2 separate regions of the Homo sapiens genome follow, and region 2 is linked to region 1. A link is a loop called in an ENCODE intact Hi-C map of the cell type or tissue named here. Cell type or tissue: mammary epithelial cell. All regions are shown on one strand. Links, peaks and the distances in the headings refer to the core of each region. The heading gives the core; the rest is flanking DNA. Region 1 has its middle 10 kb from the start of LINC00523. Region 2 overlaps LINC02320 (long intergenic non-protein coding RNA 2320).

The links. Hi-C counts contacts between places; a loop is a spot of excess contacts. Peaks named below come from ENCODE experiments on the same cell type or tissue, not always from the same donor. Only the 100,000 strongest peaks of a DNase experiment are listed, where the experiment ranks them.
Region 2: a loop joins it to region 1, with 4 times the contacts of the local background. A loop is called at or near these places in 16 of 110 quality-filtered maps.

The regions. Positions count from the first base shown.
Region 1 is chr14:100,642,215-100,652,057 of GRCh38, forward strand. No RefSeq gene overlaps it. Among named protein-coding and RNA genes, the nearest start is that of LINC00523, 10 kb to the right of the region's middle. RefSeq lists an enhancer at 2,961-3,461. In mammary epithelial cell, for the core only: a CTCF peak has its summit at 3,701 (motif pointing left); a DNase peak (open chromatin) is centred at 3,677.
Region 2 is chr14:101,623,735-101,633,577 of GRCh38, forward strand. LINC02320 (long intergenic non-protein coding RNA 2320) reads right to left here. Exons shown (of 6, transcript NR_184269.1): 4 at 9,172-9,381; 5 at 8,679-8,852; 6 at 4,615-5,670. Among named protein-coding and RNA genes, the nearest start is that of DIO3, 67 kb to the left of the region's middle. RefSeq lists enhancers at 1-103, 104-615. In mammary epithelial cell, for the core only: a CTCF peak has its summit at 4,885 (motif pointing left); DNase peaks (open chromatin) are centred at 4,007 and 4,827; H3K4me3 peaks cover 770 bases.

The DNA of each region.
Region 1 (9,843 bases), core at 667-8,666:
AAGCCGGGGGCATTGAGGTCATGGGCCTGGGCTCAGGATGAATGAGGACCAGAGGGGGAGGACTGAGGGGGCAGGGGCCGGCTCAAGGTGGAGGGGCATGAGGATGGTGTGGGGGGCCCAGGGCAGAAGAGGAAGGGCTAGGAAGCAAACTGATCTTGATAACAGCTTACACTGTTGGAGCCCCTACCTGGGCTGAAGCTGGTGATAGAGAGCTGGGCCCCACTCCAGGGAGGTGACCCTGAGGGGCAGGCACATGAGTAGGTAACTCCAATCCGGGGGACCTGGGACATGGAGAGACAGGCCTGGGGGAAACAGGGGCATTGCAGATGTCATTCAGTTAGACGAGGTCATATCAGAATAAGGTGGGCCCTAATCCAAGGACTGGTGTTCTTATAAGAGGAGAGAGGCCCAGTGCAGTGGCTCACACCTGTAATCCCACCACTCTGGGAGGCCGAGGAGGGAGGATCACCTGAGGTCGGGAGTTCAAGACCAGCCTGGCCAACATGGTGAAACCCCATCTCTACTAAAAATACAAAAATTAGCCAGGCATTCTGGTGGGCACCTGTAATCCCAGCTACTCGGGAGGCTGAGGCAAGAGAATCACTTGAACCTGGGAGGCAGAGGTCGCAGTGAGCTGAGATTGCGCCACTGCACTCCAGCCTGGGTGACAGAGCAAGAGCAAGAGTCCATCTCAAAAAAAAAAAAAAAGAAAAAAAAGAAAAGAAAAGAAGAGGAGAGGCCACAGGGGCACACCTGGGGAGGAGAAGCCATATGAAGACAGAGGCAGAAATGGGGATGACCTGTCCATAGTCAAAGGTTGCCAGCAGTTACCAGACTTCAGAGAGTACAGTTACCAGACTTGGATGCCAGACAGCATCCTCCCCTAGTGCCTCCAGAGAAGTGTGACCCTGGTAACACCTCAATCTCAGACTTCTAGCCTCCAGAACCCTGAGAGAATAGATTTCTGTTGCTTGAGCCCCTCAGTCTGTGGCACTTTGTTAAGGCAGCTGCGGGAAACTAGTACAGACCCCAGGGCTCCTCTGATCCTTAGCCCCGGGAAGGACCAGGGGTAGAGACAGGGACCCCAAACCAAGACTGAGAACAGTGTGCAAAATCAACATGAAACTCCATTTTAGGAAAACAAAGTAAGTAGCATTTCCGGTGCGCCTGAGGTTATGGACTGAGGTTTGAGGCTGTTGCATGGGGGCCTTGTGATTTGGGCTGGAGGAAAGTTGTGCCCTCTTGGGCCCTGCTGGCCACATCTCTGGTTCCTGGGTTGGCGTCATCTGTGACTGCTGGGGCAGTGTTGAAGGGCCAGTATGTGAGTGGCCACTGTGTCTGCCGCCCCAAATTAATATTTGATGGTGTTGAATCACTTTCTTCTGAGACAGAGAAAGAGGCCATCACACATGGGTAATAAGATGCGCTGGGCTGTTCAGCGCAGTCGGGGCCTGAGGAGGTTGACGGCACTGTGAATAATTCATCCGCCTGTAATGATTTTCTAGCCCTTGCGTCCCTCTTGGCCAGAGACAGCCTGACCTGCCCTCCCCTGCCCTGGCAATCCAGCCCAGTGCCTGGTCACTCTCAGTCACACCAACCTGAGAGTGAGAGGCACACGCTCCCCCTAGCTGGGTGGTCTGGGACTTGGCCTCGGTTTCCCCAGCTGCACCAGCAAGAGAGCTGTGTGCCTTGCTCCTACACAGGAGGTACAGAGAGGCCAAGTGCTGTGGCACTGACCCTGGAGTTGGCACCACCCATGTGCTGTGTGACCCTGAGCACCTCTCTGGACCTTGGTCTTGTTACTCTGTACAATGGGGACAGGAGCACTTGCCACCCTGCCTGTCTCACAGGGTCTTATTTCTGCTGTTTTGGTTGGACATTCCTGGTATGAGGTATAGTGTCAGCTGTATTCATTTAGTCTGTTTTTGTTTTTTTGAGATGGAGTCTCTCTCTGTCGCCTAGGCTGCAATGGCACAATCTCGGCTCACTGCAACATCCGCCTCCCAGGTTCAAGCGATTCTCCTGCCTCAGCTTCCTGAGTAGCTGGGATTACAGGTGCACACCACCATGCCCGGCTAATTTTTGTATTTTTAGTAGGGATGGGGTTTCACCATGTTGGCCAGTCTGGTCTCGAACTCCTGACTTCAAGTGATCCACCCGCCTCCGCCTCCCAAAGTGCTGGGATTACAGGCATGAGCCACTGTGCCCGGCCTCATTTAGCTTGACCTCAGTGTGCTGGTCGATGCTGTCCTCACTGAGTGGGTGGCATCCCAGTGGCAGAGACAGGAAGGGGCAGGGGACTGACCAGGAAACAGATGTCTACACTGTGAATGAGTGAGAACAGCCAGGGAGAGCACAAGAGGCTTGGGGTGGAACTGCAGAGCAAAGAGGAGGCGATGAGCTTGGCCAGCGAAGGTCTGAGAAGACTGCCTGGAGGAGGGAGCTGTAAAGCTAATGACTGTGGGAACAAAACATGCACAAGGTGTTCACCATAACAGCAATAGCCACGGTAACGTGCTGCAATACAGCACTAATGGGGTGCAATGTCTCCCACTTTCCCCCCATCCTACTAAAGGGAACCTTCACGTTTAAAAAATCGTTCTTTATGCATATTTGGATTAAACCCCTCCAGGGACTTTCTACTGACTTCAAATAACATCTGCTCTGGCCTGCAAGGCCCCCATCCTCTGTCCCTTGTCTTATCTCAGACCTATTCTCTACCACTTCCTCCTCCTGTTTTCCTGGAACTCCTGGTCTTCTTTCTGTTGCACAAAAAGGCCAGATCAATGCTCACCTCGGGGCCTTTGCAATCGCTATTTCTGCACCAGGAATGATCCCTCCGCCCCGGTCTTTCCTTGCACTTCTTCAGTCTCAGCTCAAACGTCACCTCCACACAGAGGCCTTCCTTGAACACCCCCCAGAGTTGCTGCCCACTCCCAGCCATGGCCACTGCGTTGAATTGCCCTTTTAACTTTGCTTCACAGTTCTTAACACTATAGGACATTTTCTAGTGCAGCCACATCTTTGCCTGTGACACTTTGCCTAGTGACTGTCTATCCCCCTTGGTTGTAAACTTGCCAGGACAGAGACCATGCACCTCTGATGGCTGTATCTCGGGGTGCGGTGACCGGCACACAGTTACCTCTTAAGGAGAACTTATTGCAGTTGAAATCATTCTAAGCCATGCCCTAACTTCCTGGTTTTCAGCTCAGTGTAGCAGCCAGACTCCAGACAGCAGACAGAATCCACACAGTAATCTGATCAAGGCAAGTTGATAGATTATTGATTATAACGGGGCTCTGCAGTAATGAGGGACTGGGCAGTAAGGAGTGAAGGGAACTTGAAAGAACCTAGCGGTTGCAGGCATAAGGAGCAGTTGCTACCCCAGTTCTGAGATACAGCAGCCAAGGAAGACCCTCCCCCGACCAGGGCTCAGTGGGGAGGGCACAGCTGTGGCTTAGTGGATGTGGCTGTGGGCTGCACCAACAGAGCTTGCTGGAAATCCACCCTTTAGGGTGCTGGGGAGGCTGTTCATGAGGAGATATCTGCTACAAACCCACCCTAGAGAGAGCAGAGGGAAGCTGCCAACTGCGTTCACCGCACTGCTGGAGAGGCCGCCCACACTGCAGGAGTCTGCCCAGCCACCGCCCAGTACCAGGAGGGAAAATCCCTGCCTCCTGTCCTGTCTCTCCAGCGCCCTCTGCTGACAAAGCTTAATGTGGTGTCGACAGGCAAAGAAAATCACAAAGGCACCAGCTCATTTTTTAATACAACAGCCAATGCAGGGCAGATTCGGAGCTGGGAGACAATAAATTGATAACTGGCACGGTCCACCCCTTTGGCTACTCACCTTCCATGTGTACTACACACATTTGGACTCCTGTACAGCAGCAAAACATCTTTATATCTCCACCTAACAAGATGCAGCTACAGATCTTACCCATGACAGTTTCTGCCCTCTCTCTGAAACGAGGAGACATGCAGTCCAGCAGCCAGTGTTTCTGTCACTGACTATGTGAATTACTCCTCAAATTCATTTGCATTTCCACTAAATATTTTATTACCTACACACTAAACTGTGAAGTTAACTTCCAACAGTTTGGATATAAAATAAAAATGGAAAGGAGGGGAAGAAAATAATTAGTCTAGGCTGGGTGTGGTGGCTCACGCCTGTAATCCCAGCACTTTGGGAGGCTGGACCAGGTGGATCACTTGAGCCCAGGAGTTCAAGCCCAGCCTGGGCAACATAAGAAGACCCCACCTCTACATAAAGTTTAAAAAATTAGCCAGGCATGGTGGGTACTTGCCTGTGGTCCCAGCTACTTGGGAGGCTGAGGTGGGAGGATCACTTGAGCCTGGGAGGTTGAGGCTGTAGTGAGCGGTAATCACGCCACTGCACTCCAGCCTGGGCAACAAAGTGAGGCCCTGTTTCAAAAAAAATGATTAGCCTCTACAGATAAGTATGTACATAAAACAAACAAGTAGAAAATAGCTACTATGGGACTCATTTCTGTAAGGTAGTTGTGAGGTTAGAATTGATATCAATGGCTTCCTTCTTCAACTACCCATTCTACACTTCCCCTGTCCTTAGCCAGAACCTCAGCTGGCCTCTAACTAGTGGAGTGAGCCTAGTCTCCCTTCATGAAGGCTGTGAGTCCTCTGTCACCATGCACGTTTTTGGTTGCTGTACTTTTCCATTAACCATTTGCTAGGATCTGAATGTTTGCAAAATCCATACTTTAAAATCCAAAACCCCTACTAGGTGATGGTATTAGGAGGTGGGGCCTTTGAGAGGTGAGCGCTCCTCACGGGTATTAGTGCCCTTACAAATGAAATCCGGAGAGCTAGTTTCCCACTCCCACCACGTGAGGATACAGCAAGAAGATGTTGTCTAGGAGGAATCAGATCTTTACCAAACACCAAATCTGCCAGTCCCTTGATCTTGTACTTATCAGCCTCTAGAGCAATGGGAAATACATTTCTGTTATTTATAAGACACTTAGTTTATGGTATTTTGTTATAGCAGCCAAGATGGGCTAAGACAGAAAATTGTTATGGAGAAGTAGAGGTGCTGCTGTAACACATACCTAAAAATGTGGAAGTGGCTTTGAAACTGGGTAATGGGTACAGACTGCCAAGAGTTTTGAGGTGCATTCTAGGAAAAACCTGCATTGCTGTGAGTGGATCATAAGGTGAATTCTAGTGAGGGCCCAGACGGGGAGGAGCAGAGCTGCAGAAAAAGCCTCCAGCTTCTTAGAGAATACCTAAGCAGTCATTAACAGAAGGTTGGTAGAAATATGGATGGCACAGGCCATTCCGATGAACTCAGACAGAAGGTGAAATGTATCATTGGACAAGGAAGGAAAGGCCACCCTTGTTACAAAGTACAAAGAACTTGGCTGAATTGTGTTCATGTTCTAGTGTTTTGCGGAAGGTAGAGCCTGTGAGCAATGAAATTGGATATTTGATAGAGGAAATTTCTAAGCAAAGTGTTGAAGGTGTAGCCTGGTGTCTCTTGACTGCTTATAGTAAAAAGTGAGAAAACAGAAATGATTCAAAGACAGAATTGTCAATCAAAAGAGAAGCAGAACTTAAACAGTTGGAAAATTTTCAGCCTATCCATATTGGAAAAAATGACAAAACATATTGGAGAGAGAACAAGGATGTGGCTAAATGACTGATAAATAGATAAGTATGGGCTGGGCACGGTGGCTCATACCTGTAATCCCAGCACTTTGGGAGGCCAAGGCAGGTGGATCACCTGAGGTCAGGAGTTCGAGATCAGCCCAGCCAACATGGCGAAATCCTGTCTCTACTAAAAATACAAAAATTTGCCAGACGTAGTGGCACATGCCTGTAGTCCCAGCTACTCAGGAGGCTGAGGCAGGAGAATCACTTGAACCCAGGAGGCAGAGGTTGCAGTGAGCCAAGATTGTACCATTGCACCCCAGCCTTGGTGACAGGAGAGAAACTCCATCTCAAAAAAAAAAAAAAAAAAAAAAAAAAAAAAAAAAAAAGAGATAAGTATGGGTTGGCCATCTCAACAGAAGCCAGGATCTATTCATTAAGACAACAGGAGAGATTAGTCAACCATCTAAACCAGGGGTGTCCAATCTTTTGGTTTCCCTGAGCCACATTGGAAGAAGAACTGTTTTGGGCCACACATAAAATGCACTAACACTAACCATTGCTGATGTACTAAAAAAAATTGCAAAAAAAAAAAAAATCTCATAATGTCTTAGGAAAGTTTATGAATTTGTGTTGGGCTTCAAAGCTGTCCTGGGCCACATGAGGCCCATGGGCCATGGGTTGGACAAGCTTGATCTGAACAGAAGCCAGAACCTGTTGTCCAAAATGATGGAAGAATTGGGGTCTGTCCTTTCCCTCACAGGCCCAGAGTACTAGGCCCTGGAGGGCAGAATGATATCAAAGGAGGGGCCACCGCCACTGCCATACTGTATGGCAGCTTCCATTTCCCTCCATGCATTCCATTGCTGAGCTCCTTATCCACCCCAGCTGTGGCTTCTGCAGGCCCTAGTGTGGCATACACTGTGCCCAGCAAAGCTGTAGAGGCTTGGCTGCCTCCCTCTAGATTTCAAAGGATGCCCCAAGGGGCCTCAGGGCCCAGAGAGAGAAACACTGCAGGGACAAGACCATCATAGACAGCCCCTACCAGAATAATACCCACCATAGCCAGGGGTGGGACCATCTCCACAAACCCAGATCAGCAGAGCCATTGGAATGTGATTCTAACCTGGGAGTGTCACAGGCATGAAATCCCAACCTGTGAGACCTGTAGTATGGGGTGTGCCCAGCACAGCCATGGGGGCAGGGCCACCACCACTGTGTGTCCAACAGGCAGGATCCCCACCCCAGTGAGTCTGGAGGGCAGATCACCAAGCCAAAGCAGATTATTTCTGAGCCTTAAGGTTTCTGGTCTTGGCCGGGACCTGTCACTCCTTCCTTCTTTCCTATTTTTCCGTTTGGGAATGGGAATGTCTAGCCTATGCCTGTTCTACCATTGTATTTAGGAAGCACATAACATGTTTGATATCACAGGCTCCCAGCTGGAGAGCAATTTGCCTCAGAATGAATCATACCTTGGGTCTCATCCATATCTGATACAGATGATATTTACATGAGACTTTGAACTTTAGACTTTTGAGTTGATGCTGGAACAAGTTAAGATGTTTTGGGCAATTGGGATGGAATGAATGCATTTTGCATGCAAAAAGCACATTAAATTTGGGAGGCCAAGAGAAAAATGCTATGAAGTGAATGTTTATGTCCCTCCAAAATTCATATGCTGAAATCTTAGCCCCCATGGTGGCGGTGTTAGGTGATGAGACCTTTGGGAGATGCTATGGTTTAAATGTGTCTCCCAAAGTTTGTGTCTTGGGAACTTAATACCCAATACAACAATGTTGGGAGACAGTGTCTGATAAAAGGTGATGAGGTCATGAGGACTCTGCCTTCATGAATGGATTAATGTCATTATTGTGGGAGTGAGTTAGCTATCATGAGAGTGGGTGTGTTATAAAAGTGAGTTTGGATCCCCTTCCTCCCTCACTCTTGCCCTTGCTCTTCTGCGTTCCACCATGGGATGACACAGCACGAAGGCCATCACCAGATGCTGGCGCCATGCTGTTGGGCTTCTCAGCCTTTAGAACCTTGAGCCAAATACCTTTCTGTTTATAATAAATTACCCAGTCTGTGACAGTCTGTTATAGCAACACAAAATGGACTAAAACAGGAGATTAGATGATGAGGGCAGAGCCCTCATGACTGTGATTAGTGCCTTTATTTAAAAAAAAAACCCCAGAGTGCTCTTTATCCCTCTCACCATGTGAGAACACAACGAGAAGGTGCTGTCTATGAGGAAGCAGGCCCTCACCAGACACTGAATCTGCTGGTGCTTTAATCTTGGACTTTCCAGGCTCCAGAACTGTGAGAAATCAATTTCGGTTGTTTATAAGCCATTCAATTTGTGGTATTTTGTTATAGCAAACAGGCTAACACACCATTACTATTGGTCACAGGAGAACTAAGAGAGGTACCCTGGAGAATCCTCTGCGTTTCAGATACTTTCCTCCCTGTCCTCATTGTGCAGCAGCAGCCCAGTTTCCCCTTGCTAATCAGGATCAATCACTCCAGTGAGTAGAGTCATTTCTTTCCTTTTCTTTTTGTGTTGATTCAGTGGCTTAAGGAGTCCAAAGCAGCCAGGTGATAGCCTCATCTTCCAATTCAGAGAAACCATTGCTGTGTCTGATGGTGGCAGGGTTCCACCTGACTTCTGAACAGTACAAACTGGGAAGCTCCATGGAGTGTGGTAGGTATGAACACCTCTGCTTCTTGTAAGTGACATTAATCTCTCAAATTCCCCTGGGATAAAGTATAGCTTCTGGTTCACTCACTTGGATGGAAGTGGAAGTTTCAGGGATTTCCACTAAGTTCTTCTTGTGATAATGGCCCTCACCACATGGGTCACAGAGCCAATGCAGGGATGCTGACAGTTGCTAAGTATGTCTCCTCCAATTATACATTTAAGAGCTAGACAGATAACCACTAGTGGGGATGGGGTCCATGGACCAACTGGGCCTACTGTGAACCAGACCTGAGTTAAGACTCCATCTATCATCTTCCCACTGTCCACCTCCTTTTAGATTGCTGGGGCATAGTGGAATTTTGGGCCCTCAGGAATTAGTGTTAGTTCAGAACCACTGTCTAGCAATCCTCAAACCATCTAGGCATTTCCTTCCCCTGTTGCACACTCCCTGTAGTAAAAGGCCACAGGTCCCCCTGGAAATGGCTTGGAGGAAGGTTGACAGTGTGCTGTCATGCTGGCCTCCGTTCAACCAAGTCGCCCAGGGTCTGTGCATTTGCTGAGATCTGGAAGTTGGGTAAGAAGCCATGATTCTTCATTGCAACAACTCAAGTCAGACTTGAGGCTACCAGGCCTTGCGCTCTCCCGGTTGTGTTTCCTGTTTAAACTAAGGCTGTAGCAGGCTGCCCATCTCTTTCTTCCCGGGGACACCATGATGAATTAGCCACCACCAAAGATCTGTGTGGGCCAAGGCATGTTGATTGCTTGTGCGTCCCTGCTGTCCGTGATGCTGGATGTACCCACTTTGTCTTTGGCAGTGAAGTGATGATGCCACTTGGCTTCTGCCGCTCTGCAATCTCATCATTCCCACTGAAATCAGGGCATGCAGCTCGGTGGCAGCATCCCCTGCTGTCATGCCTGGTCTAAAAAGGACTGCAACCACAGAGATTTTCAGGGATGCAGGCGTGCCGCTCACCACTGTATTTTTCAATTCCTCAGTGAAGGAAGTGTCTCCTGGGCCCTCTTGCAGAACATAGTAGAGGGATGGGTGTGCAGGTTTCACCTGATAGATCCAGCCCAGCATTCCTATCCTCTAAGCCTTTCGGTTCCCTCCTCCGCCTCATGCCAGGGAAGCTCTGTCATCTCAATCTCATTACCTGAAGGTCACGGGTGAGTCCAAGCTTTAGTCAAGAACCAGCCAAATAATCTGTTAGATCCACCTTCTGCTGGTGGCAGGAAAACTTCCAATGATCCCTGTCTCCTGCTGTTCATTCCTTTATGTAACTCCCTTCCTTTGAGTATAGGTGGGCTTGTGACATGCTTCGAACCAACAGAATATGACCAAGCTGATGGGCGGTCACTGCTGTGATTAGCTTCTGTAAGGTGGTAGCAGGCTCTCAGTTGCCTTCTCAGCATGCAGGCTTTGATAAAGTAAGTGACCATGCTGAAGAGGTCCATGAGGGCAGCCTTCAGCCAGGGCCACCTAGTAACTGAGGCCTTCAGCCCAACAGCCTGCAGGG
Region 2 (9,843 bases), core at 868-8,867, 980 kb after region 1:
CAGCCTGCTCCACCACCATCCTCCCCATCTCAGCACCTCCCTCCCTCCAGGGCTTAGGCACCTCCCTCCCTCCAGGGCTCAGACCCAGACCCTGGAGTCACCTTAGCTCCTGTCTGTCACCCCAGCACCTGGCCCACCATGCAGCTCTGCTGTCTCCTCCTATCCAGGTTTATCCCAAATCCAGCCGGTCCCCTCCATAGCCACAGCTCTGGTCTGAGCCACCACCCTGCTCTCCTGTGGATCACAGTAGGGGCCTCTCGGCAGGCAGCCCCAGCCCTCACCCCACATCCTGGTTCTCATGCAGCCAGAAGCACCCCGAAATCCTGCACTGAATCACCACCCTGCTCTGCTCCAAACCCACCAGGAAGGTCCAGCTCACTCTCAGTCCTCACCCACTGCCACACCTGGCCTGGCCCCAACCCTGCCCTGGCCTCATCTCCCACTGTCCACTTTCCCCTCCGCTGGCCTGAGCACTCCTCAAACTCACCAGGCAACTCCTGCCTCAGGGCCTGTGCGCTTGCTGTTCCTGGAATGTCCTCTCTTCTCTCTCTTCCCCCTCCCATCCCCAGGCACATTGTATGGTCCCTGTATTCATTCCATTTAAATATCTCCTCTCCAGCCTGGCTCCTGTGGGACCCCCCTTCCCGTTAGTCTCCATCCCGTCACCCAGATTTTCTCCGCAGCACTGCACCTTCACCCTGCATTCGGTCATGATCGCACTGCTCACTGTCTGCCTCCCTCTCTAGATTGTCAGCGCCCTGAGATCAGGATTCTGACCTTCTTGTTCACAACTGGAACCCCAGTGCCGAGAAGGGGCCTGCTGTGAGCAGGGCAGAGCATGTGCACCCACTGAGTGAGCGAGTGACCATTGCAGCCTCACTCCTGCGCTGCATTCCGCAGCATTCTTTCACATCCATGGTTTCCCCCGAGGCCCCTCAGGAACAAAGGCTCAGAGAGGGTGGGAGAAGTGTGCAGGGTCACACGTGCTTCCCCTCCTCCCTTTATGGGGTCCTGTGGAGGAAGGGGAGGCCTGACTGCACACTGCAGAGGCCAGGGCAGGGCAGAGAGACTCCCACGCATGCTACTCCAGGGATGGGGCCTGGAGGGAGGCTCCCGTGCGTGCTAGTCCAGGGCCTGTGGAGGAAGGAGACGCCTGACCTCACACTGCAGAGGCCGGGGCAGGGCAGGGAGATTCCTGTGCATGCTACTCTAGGGATGGGGCCTGGATTCTTCAGTGGGTCCCTGGGCAAGTCAGGCTCCCTAAATGCCCCACTGTAGGTGCCTGCAGTAACAAGAACAAGAAGGGCAGGGCATGCAGCAAAGCCACAAGGCACAGGCTGCGCACACCTACTGGCTGTGACCCTGAGCAAGTTACATAACTACTCTGTGCCTCAATGCTCTCATCTGTAAAGTGAGAGTAACAATTTCTGCCTACCTGACAGGGCTAAGGGAGGATTAAATGAACCAATATCTGAAAGTTCTCAGCATGATGCCTGGCCGATGAAAAAAACCTCAGAAAGTGTTAGTACTACTACTACTAATAATAATAATAAGCAATAACAATGAAGAGTTCATGGCCCCGTGACAGTGGTGCCTGGCACTGACCTCTGTGTTTGTTCTAATTCTCTCAAGACCCCTGAGAATAACTGCCACACAGATGTCAGCACAGGGGCTGGGCCTCCCTGCCCACTTTCTGCTTCCCAGAAAGTGGCCAACTTCCCCCTGGCCAACTATGCTTTCTAGCCAATATGTAAGTTATGGCTTTTCCTCTGTGGCTCAGCATAGGGAGCAGGGCAGGAGAAAGGCAGGGACTCCACCAAGGTCACACAAAGAGTGCCAGTGGGGCCTGGTCCACCCTTCTCAGGAAGGTCTGAGCTCCCTGTCCTGTGCTCCCATAATACCTAACCTTCACCTTGCAGATGAGTCACTGCAACTGTGCTTGCTCTTTAAGGTCTACCTTGCCTGTAAAAGCCAGAGCTGTTCATGCAAAATTTCCTGCACCTGGGCCTGAGTCAGAGTTGGTTCTCAACCAATATTTTTTAGTGGATGAGTAGGTAGGTGGATGGATGGATGATTGGATGGATGGATGGATGGATGGATGGATGGATGGATGCATGGATGCATGGACTGACAGATGGATAGGTGGATGGATGGTTAAGTAGGTGGGTGGATGGATGGATGGATGGATGGATGGATGGATGGATGGATGGATGGATAGATGGATGGATGCATGGATCGACAGATGGATAGGTGGATGTATGGTTAAGTGGGTGGGTGAATGGATGGATGGATGGATGGATAGATGAGTTCCAGTGTGAATGGATGGGTGGATGGATAGGTGGATGAGTCCTGAGATGAATGGATGGGTGGAGGGTAAGTGGATGAGTTCCAGAATGAATAGGTTTGTGGATGAGTTTGTGGATGGGTTGTGGCTGGGTAGACTTCAGAGACAGCACTCTCCTGGGACATATCATTGAGCCTTTCCCCATAATCTGAAACACAAGGAGGCTTCAATGGTGTGGGATCCAAATGGGATCCAAAAAAGATTCTAAAACCTTCTGAGTCAAGTGCATTTGGCCTCAGTGGGCCTCAGTCTATCCATCATGAAGTTGTGAGAAGAGGACCAGCCTGCCTGTGTTTCACGATTCCCGGGATGAACCCTCCTTAAAGGAGAGGTACAGTAGCACCTTGAAAAGGGTAAGTGCTGCAAAGACCTGGTTTAGAGGATAATGTTAGCCCTGCCAAGGGTACCAAGGGTGCAGCAGGGAGACACGCCCTGCCAGGCCTGTCCTGGGAGCATGCACGGGTTTGCCCTGGCAGGCATGCAGGTAGAGGGAGACAGCCGCCCTCAAGGCACTCATGCCCTCTAACCCAGTAATTCCACTTCTAAGAATGGACCCTAAGGAGGTAGTCAAGGATTTCCAGAGAGACTCACCTATGAGTGTGGTCATTGCAGGGTCAGAAAAGGGAAGATGTCCATGTAATAACAGACTTCAGCGTAAATAACTCATTTCTCTACACTGCAGGGCACTCCTCCACAGCGGAATATTACGCAGCTGTTCAAAGTGGGTTTTTGAAGAATGACTACATGGCATGGGAAACTCTTAAAAGATTACTGGAAAAAAATCAAGATAAGACAAACTGCACGTGGAGTAAGATCTCATGCCTATTGGGAGGAAGTCTCTTTCTGAGTATTTGCTTGGGAAAAAAGTCCTCAATAGGTATATACCAGAACGCCTGGTTATCTCTAGGTGGGGGGATTATAGCGTTTTTTCTTCCTAGTAATTTTCCATATTATCCAAATTGCATTTCAGGGGTGCAGGCCAGGGGGTGGCCCTGAGTGGGCCTCTGTCTCTGAACTTCCTTCCCTGGGGACCAAACAGGAAAACCCCCACCCTTCCCCTCCAGAAGGGAGGGATTCCTAAGGACAGAAGAGCTATGGAGGGAGGAAGTGCCCTGTCCAAGCCCTTTCAAACATCAGGATACATAAAACTCCAGGCCCTTACTGCCTGCATCTTATCTGAGAAGTGGGATTTTTGGAGCTATGTCATTGCCAGCTTTGCTGTCTCTCCGTGTTTTTTTCACCTTCCACTTTTTTTTTTTTTTTTTTTTTTGAGACGGAGTCTTGCTCTGTCGCTAGATTGGAGTGCAGTGGCACGATCTCGGCTCACTGCAATCTCTGCTTCCCGGGTTCAAGTGATTCTCCTGCCTCAGCCTCCCCAAACTCCCACTGGGACTACAGGCGCCTGCCGTCACGCCCAGCAAATTTTTTTTTTTTTTTTTTTTTTTTTTTTAGTAGAGACGTGTTTCACCATGTTGCCCAGGCTGGTCTCGAACTCCTGAGCTCAGGCAATCTGCCCGCCTCGGCCTCCCAAAGTGCTAGGATTACAGGCGTGAGCCACCGCTCCCGGCCTCACCTTCCACATTTTCTACAATGAACAAGAAGAACTTGGCAAGTCAAGAGAAGAAGCAAAGCCATAGAGAGCTAGCCAGGGGCGTTGGCCGGCTGTGGATCTGTCCAGACCCAGGCCGCCCTCCTACGCGGGCCTGCTGCAACCTGCGCTGGGGTTGAGGCAGGAACCAAGCTTGGGGCCAACCGACTGCGTGGGACGTGGCTCCCGGATCTGCCCCTCACCAGCTGAGGACACCGGAGCGTCTCTCTCCAGGACTCAGTTTCCCCATCTGTGAAGTGAGGATAGTCCCACCCCCCAGCTCAATGGATCCCTGCGGGAGGAGGGAATGCGAGGCTGGTTGTGGGTCGGGGGGCCTCTTTCCGATTCTTCCTGAAGAACCCTGCACAGAGGAGACGGGGGACTGGGAGGGGCCTGGGTCTCCGAGTGTGGGCACGGGGAGCTGAGGTCTTGCAGCTCCTGGGTCTGGGGCGCCGGGGTTCTGTGAGAGCCCCAGCTTCGTCACGTACGACTTCCTCTCCTCTAATTGAGGGAATTGCAGAAGCCCCGGAGGGCGGCTGGTTCAGAGACCGAAACAAAGGCAGGATCAGGACCCTGGATCAGAATGGGGTCCACGCGTGAGTCTCTGTAATTAACGCTCTGGTGTCTCAAATTACGAGAAAATATATAAAACATGTAATTGCTTCTGTATTTTGGACACTCATTAGGAGAATAATAAATGTTATTATTTATTAATATGGTAATGAATCATCTCGCTTTTAAAATTAAACATTAAACCGCTAACAAATTAAATGTAAATTATTAGGCCCCGAGTTGATGGAAAGAGTTCCCCGGGGAGGGGCCGCTGGGCTCCTTCTTTGCAGAAATGAGTGCGTCGCCCTTTAACTAGGCGCGGAGGCTGCGAGCGGTGCGGGGTGACCTGAGGACACCCGAAGACACGGGCGACTCGCGGGGACATCCTGCCCCCTGCCGGCCGCGAGCGGGACCGCAGCGGCCCGCGGGTAGCGTCCCGCCGCGGAGGTGGTTTTTCCTTGTGATCTTTCCAGAAGCAGTGAAGCCCTCTTGGGCACCCGCGCCCCTCGCCTGGCAGACAGCCACCCGCTCGCGCACGAACTCGCTGCACAGAGCTGTCAGGAGTGGGGCGTGTGGCCTGGAGCGAGGCTGCTCGCGTAGGCTGGGCCTGGGCTCCTGGCCGTGTTGTCACCGCCAATCCCCACACACGCAAGAGAAAGCAGCTTCTAGCCTCATCTCACACACGGGAAAGTGAGGCTCAGAGATGTGTGGCCTGGCCGGGGTGCACAGCCAGTATCCGGTGGGCCTGGGATGCCAGCCCAGCCTGCCAGGCCCCAGGGTGGCCATCATGGAGTGGGACTCCCGGGCTGGCCCCCCAGAGCCTGTTCCAGGCACGTGCATTTGAATTAATGGGGTTACTGTTTCCTGAGGGCTCTTGCCAGACACCAGCTACTTACTGCACGTGGTTGAGCCCAATCAAGTAGGCAGTGTGCCCTGTGCCCATCTTACGCACGAGCAGACTGAGGCACGGAGAGGCTTCAGCGACTTGCCCAGGTCAGCAGCAAGGAAGTAGGGGCAGGAGAGAGAAGTAGGTCTTGCTGAGTCTAGAGTTAGCTCTTGACCACTCCAGGCCAGACTGGGTTCTCCCTCCTTCCAGGAGGAGGGCAGGCAGCCCCATCTGTGCCCATCCCTGCGGTGCACAAAACAGTGCAGCTTCCGGGCCACTGGCTGTGTTTCTAGGGATCACCTGAGTTAAAGCAAGAAAAGGAATCATTATTTTTTTAACCAATACATGATTTGGGGCTTAGAGGTTGTTTGCAGTCACTCTTATGAAGAATGCTACAGCAGACACCGTGGGTTCAAGGTTATTTCCTTGGGAAAGACTTCCAGAAGTCAAACTGCTGGAACCAAAGGCTGGGACAGCAGGATTTTGGCATGCATGTTATTAGGATCCTTCTCGTATATGTGTCCCAGCTTGCACTCATCTGGGGAGGGACTCAGAAAAGAGGGCCTCCTCCCCTCACAACCAATAGCACCCTTGAGATGGCCCAGGCTGGCAGGGTTGGAAAAGTCCAGCTCATCTATGGTCCAGTTCTCTGGTGGGCACTGACCCTTGAGCCAGCCACACCCACACCCACACCCACACCCATGCCTGTGGGGATCAGAGGTCAATAGATGCAGCCTCCAATGGTCTGAGGCTCCCTGACTTTCCTCCCGCCTTCTCTCCGTGTGTAATCCCAGCCCAGGGCCACCCTTTGGTGGCAAACACAGACACCCCTGTGTCAGCCATACGTATTCAGCCAAGGCTTTATGAGTACCTTCCACTTAGGAACCCTCACTTCTGTCTCTGCCTTCCCTTGCGATTATGAGTCCCAGCAATGGCAGCTGAGCACTCAGGATGCCCACTCCTGGCTCTGACTTTACGTCACTTTCTCAACACGTTACAGGTGAAGAGCCTGCCAAGTGGCCGAGCCACGATTTGGCCCCAGAGCCCAAGTTCTGTTCTTTCCTTGGGTCTCTGCTGTCTGCCCAGGCCTGAGCATGGTCCCTCAGACAGGCTCAGGAAGTATTTGTGGATGAATCAATGAACGACCCCGTGAGGGCCTTTGCCTTTCTCCCCTGCCAGGCTGGGAGCCCCCAGAAGACAAGTGGGGTTGACCATGTGCCTGGAAGGAGTCACGGCTCCTCTCTAGACCGGAACTCCCCACTAGAGCGATGGGGTGCCACAGGGTATCCCAGCAGGCCCGGCAAGCACATCACAGGAGCGTGGAGAAGCGGGACCAGCCGTGCCCCCATCCCTGGGAGCCCTGCCCCCAGCCTTGTCTAAGGCCTCACTTGCCCCATATCTGGTTTGGGGAGCAGGTTTCTCACCCCAATATGATTCTGTTCTCTGCCCCCTCTGCCCTCCTACCCCACACATCCCAGCGTGGATGGACGAGACTTCGCCCCTGCCTCCTGCCCGGGCCCCTGCCATGGGAAGGGGACGCATTATTGCTCTCTCTCAGGGCTATTCAGACACCAACTAATTTATTTCCCTCCTGCCCCCTTCCTTATTGATCAATGCTTTAGCTGAGTGGCTGTTAAATGACTTGTTCCCATAGCAACCATCAGATACATGCTCGGATCTGATGTGTCTGTTTCCTGAGCCAGATCGCCTCCTAAGAGCTTGGAGAGAACAAATCTCCTTTCATATCCGTCGCTGTCTTCTGAAAGGCACAGGATATTGTTCAGAACAAGTCATTTTTTAAAACAATATTAAAAAAAGAACTAGGTTTTTCAACAGATATAAAGTTGTTTCATAAGGTGCATCATTCTTAAGAAGTATTAAATCAGATTTTAAAAGCTTTGACCAAGTTAATCTTTCTTCTGCCTACTTTTCCTTCTGCACAGGGGGAAGTATGGAAACGGTCTCTGCATAAAGATACTCTGCTGCATCATTTATAAAAAGAAAAATTGAAAACAGCCTAAAAGCACAATAGACGATTCAAATGATCTATGGTTCACATACCTGTGAGGGTTTTATAGAGATGCTGAAACGCTGCTTAGAAGAGAGAAACACACATGTCAACAACGTGAAGTGAAAAAAAAGAAACAAGATTAAAAACTGTGTCTGCACGGGTGAGCATAATGAATGGAAAACAAAGCTAAATTATGTAGAGGAAAAAATACTCAGGAAAACAAACACAGTGAAATGTTGACAGAAGTGTTTCTTGTTGGCAGAGCCATGGGATTTTCTTCCTTATTCACTTACTTAATACATATTTATTGAGCACCTACTACGAGCCCAGCCCTGTCTGAGGCATTAACAGCACAACTGCTATTTCTACTGCCTATATTTTCCCAAATGTGTTTAAAACTGTTTTAAAACTATGTATTTTTTTCTTATTTTTGTTTGTTTGTTTGTTTGTTCTGAGACAGGCTCAAGTGATCCTCCCACCTCAGCCTCCCCAGTAGCTGGGACTACAGGCGTGCACTACTACACCCCACTAATTTTTGTATTTTTTGTAGAAACAGGGTCTCGTTGTGCTGCCCAAGCTAGCCTCGAGCTCCGGGCCTCAAGCAATCCACCCACCTCAGCTTCCCAAGCTCTGGGATTACAGGTGTGAGCCACCGTGCCCAGCCAAGTATAATTTTTTTTAATGACAGGGTACATGTTTCACCTGCCACGTTGCCAACAAATAAACATAAGACGCTCTGTTGGTGAGGAGAGGATATAGGAACACCAGCCCCGCCTGGCAGAAGAATGAATGACCACGACCAATAAAGGACCAGTTATCAACACTTAAAACCGACATACTTTTTCCCAGCAATTCCACCTGTAGTCATTGTCCCTACTGGGATTCTCTCCCACCTTTGTCGTGGGATGTTTACGAAGCTTGTTTACCGTGGCATGTGACTGCTGGAACCCCGAATGGTCCTCGCCAGGGGATGGCTACCCAGATCGTGGTTCAGACTCAGGAAAACACTGAGCCCTGAGAAGAACGAGGCGATCTGCCAGTGTGTGGAACACTAAGCTGAGGTCCCTAAGGGACAGAGCAAGGCGGATCACTTGAGATCAGGAATTCGAGACCAGCCTGGCCAACATGGTGAAACCCTGTCTCTACTAAACATACAAAAATTAGCCGGGCGTGGTGGCGGGCACCTGTAATCCCAGCTCCTTGGGAGGCTGAAGCAGGAGAATCCCTTGAACCTGGGAGGTGGAGGTTGCAGTGAGCCGAGATCATGCCCAAGATCTCTGCTCTTCCCCCGTCTTGCCTTAGTGATCCTGGGCATGTCCCTTCACCTCTGCGGCCTCAGTTTCTCATCTGCACAGTGAAGATGCTGATGCCCGCCTGGCTGATGCCCGCCTGGCTGCTTCCTGGACAGATTTCCCAGGATGTGCTGTGTGACAGGCCTTCCACACAGGCCCTCAGGCACCTTTTCTTCTTCCTGAGATGGAAACAACAAAAAAGTTGGTGCATGGTCACCAGCGATCCCCAAACTACGACCTCTGCCCTCTTTTCCTGCAGACCCCTCAAAAATCACGAAAGGGGCCCTTGCAATAGGGGGTCTCTATGGACTCAAACAAAGGGCTTTCCCTGGGAGGGGCTGCCGGCCTTTGCCTATAACATGCGTGATGTAGTTTTTAAGACTAGCAAAAGCCCAGCCTGGCATTATCTAGCATTGAGGTACAGCGTCTCACGGAAAGTTCTTTTTTATTCCCCAGGCTGTCCCCTTCTCCTCCATTCCCGGATAAGCCTTCACTCACCTCTGCACCTCACCAGCATCCACTCAGAGAGACCCAGCCCCTCAAACCCAGCCAGCAGGGACCACGCTGCACATTAAGTTTGCTCAACTGCTCCAGGTTATTTGAAAACTTATGAAACCTTTTTCTTAAAAAAATCAAAGTCCCATTGTGAGAGGGAATCCAGTACTTTCTTAAAAGTACTAACTCAGCAGCTGCAGGAATCTTCCTGACCTAAAGAAAGAGGAAGGAGAAAAAACACAATCACCCCTGGCTTCTGACACGCATACTCCTGGCTGGATTCTAGATTAGAACAAAGGGGACATAGGTCACGGAGCCATTTCTGTGCCTAGACACCACCTTTGATTTTGCAGGGTGGCGCACCAGGGCTTAGCCACAAGGGGGTCGTGATTCAGTGGGTATGAACTCCAGTGGGGGAGTGCGGGGAGAGACAGCAGGCCAGTGGTCCTTCGGGGAAGATGCGGGAGGGGGTTCTTTTTTAATTTTTCTGGTCTGTTCCACATAACTGAATGCCAGGGACCCAACCTGGATGGGTAGGGGGTGCCAGGTGCAGACCTGACTCTGCACTAGGAAGGAATGCTTGTCACCACCGGCAGGCATGTGTGCTTCTCAGCCCGTCCCAGAGGACAATCCCGAACCACTGATCCAAAGCCTTAAAACCCTGCAGAACTTTTG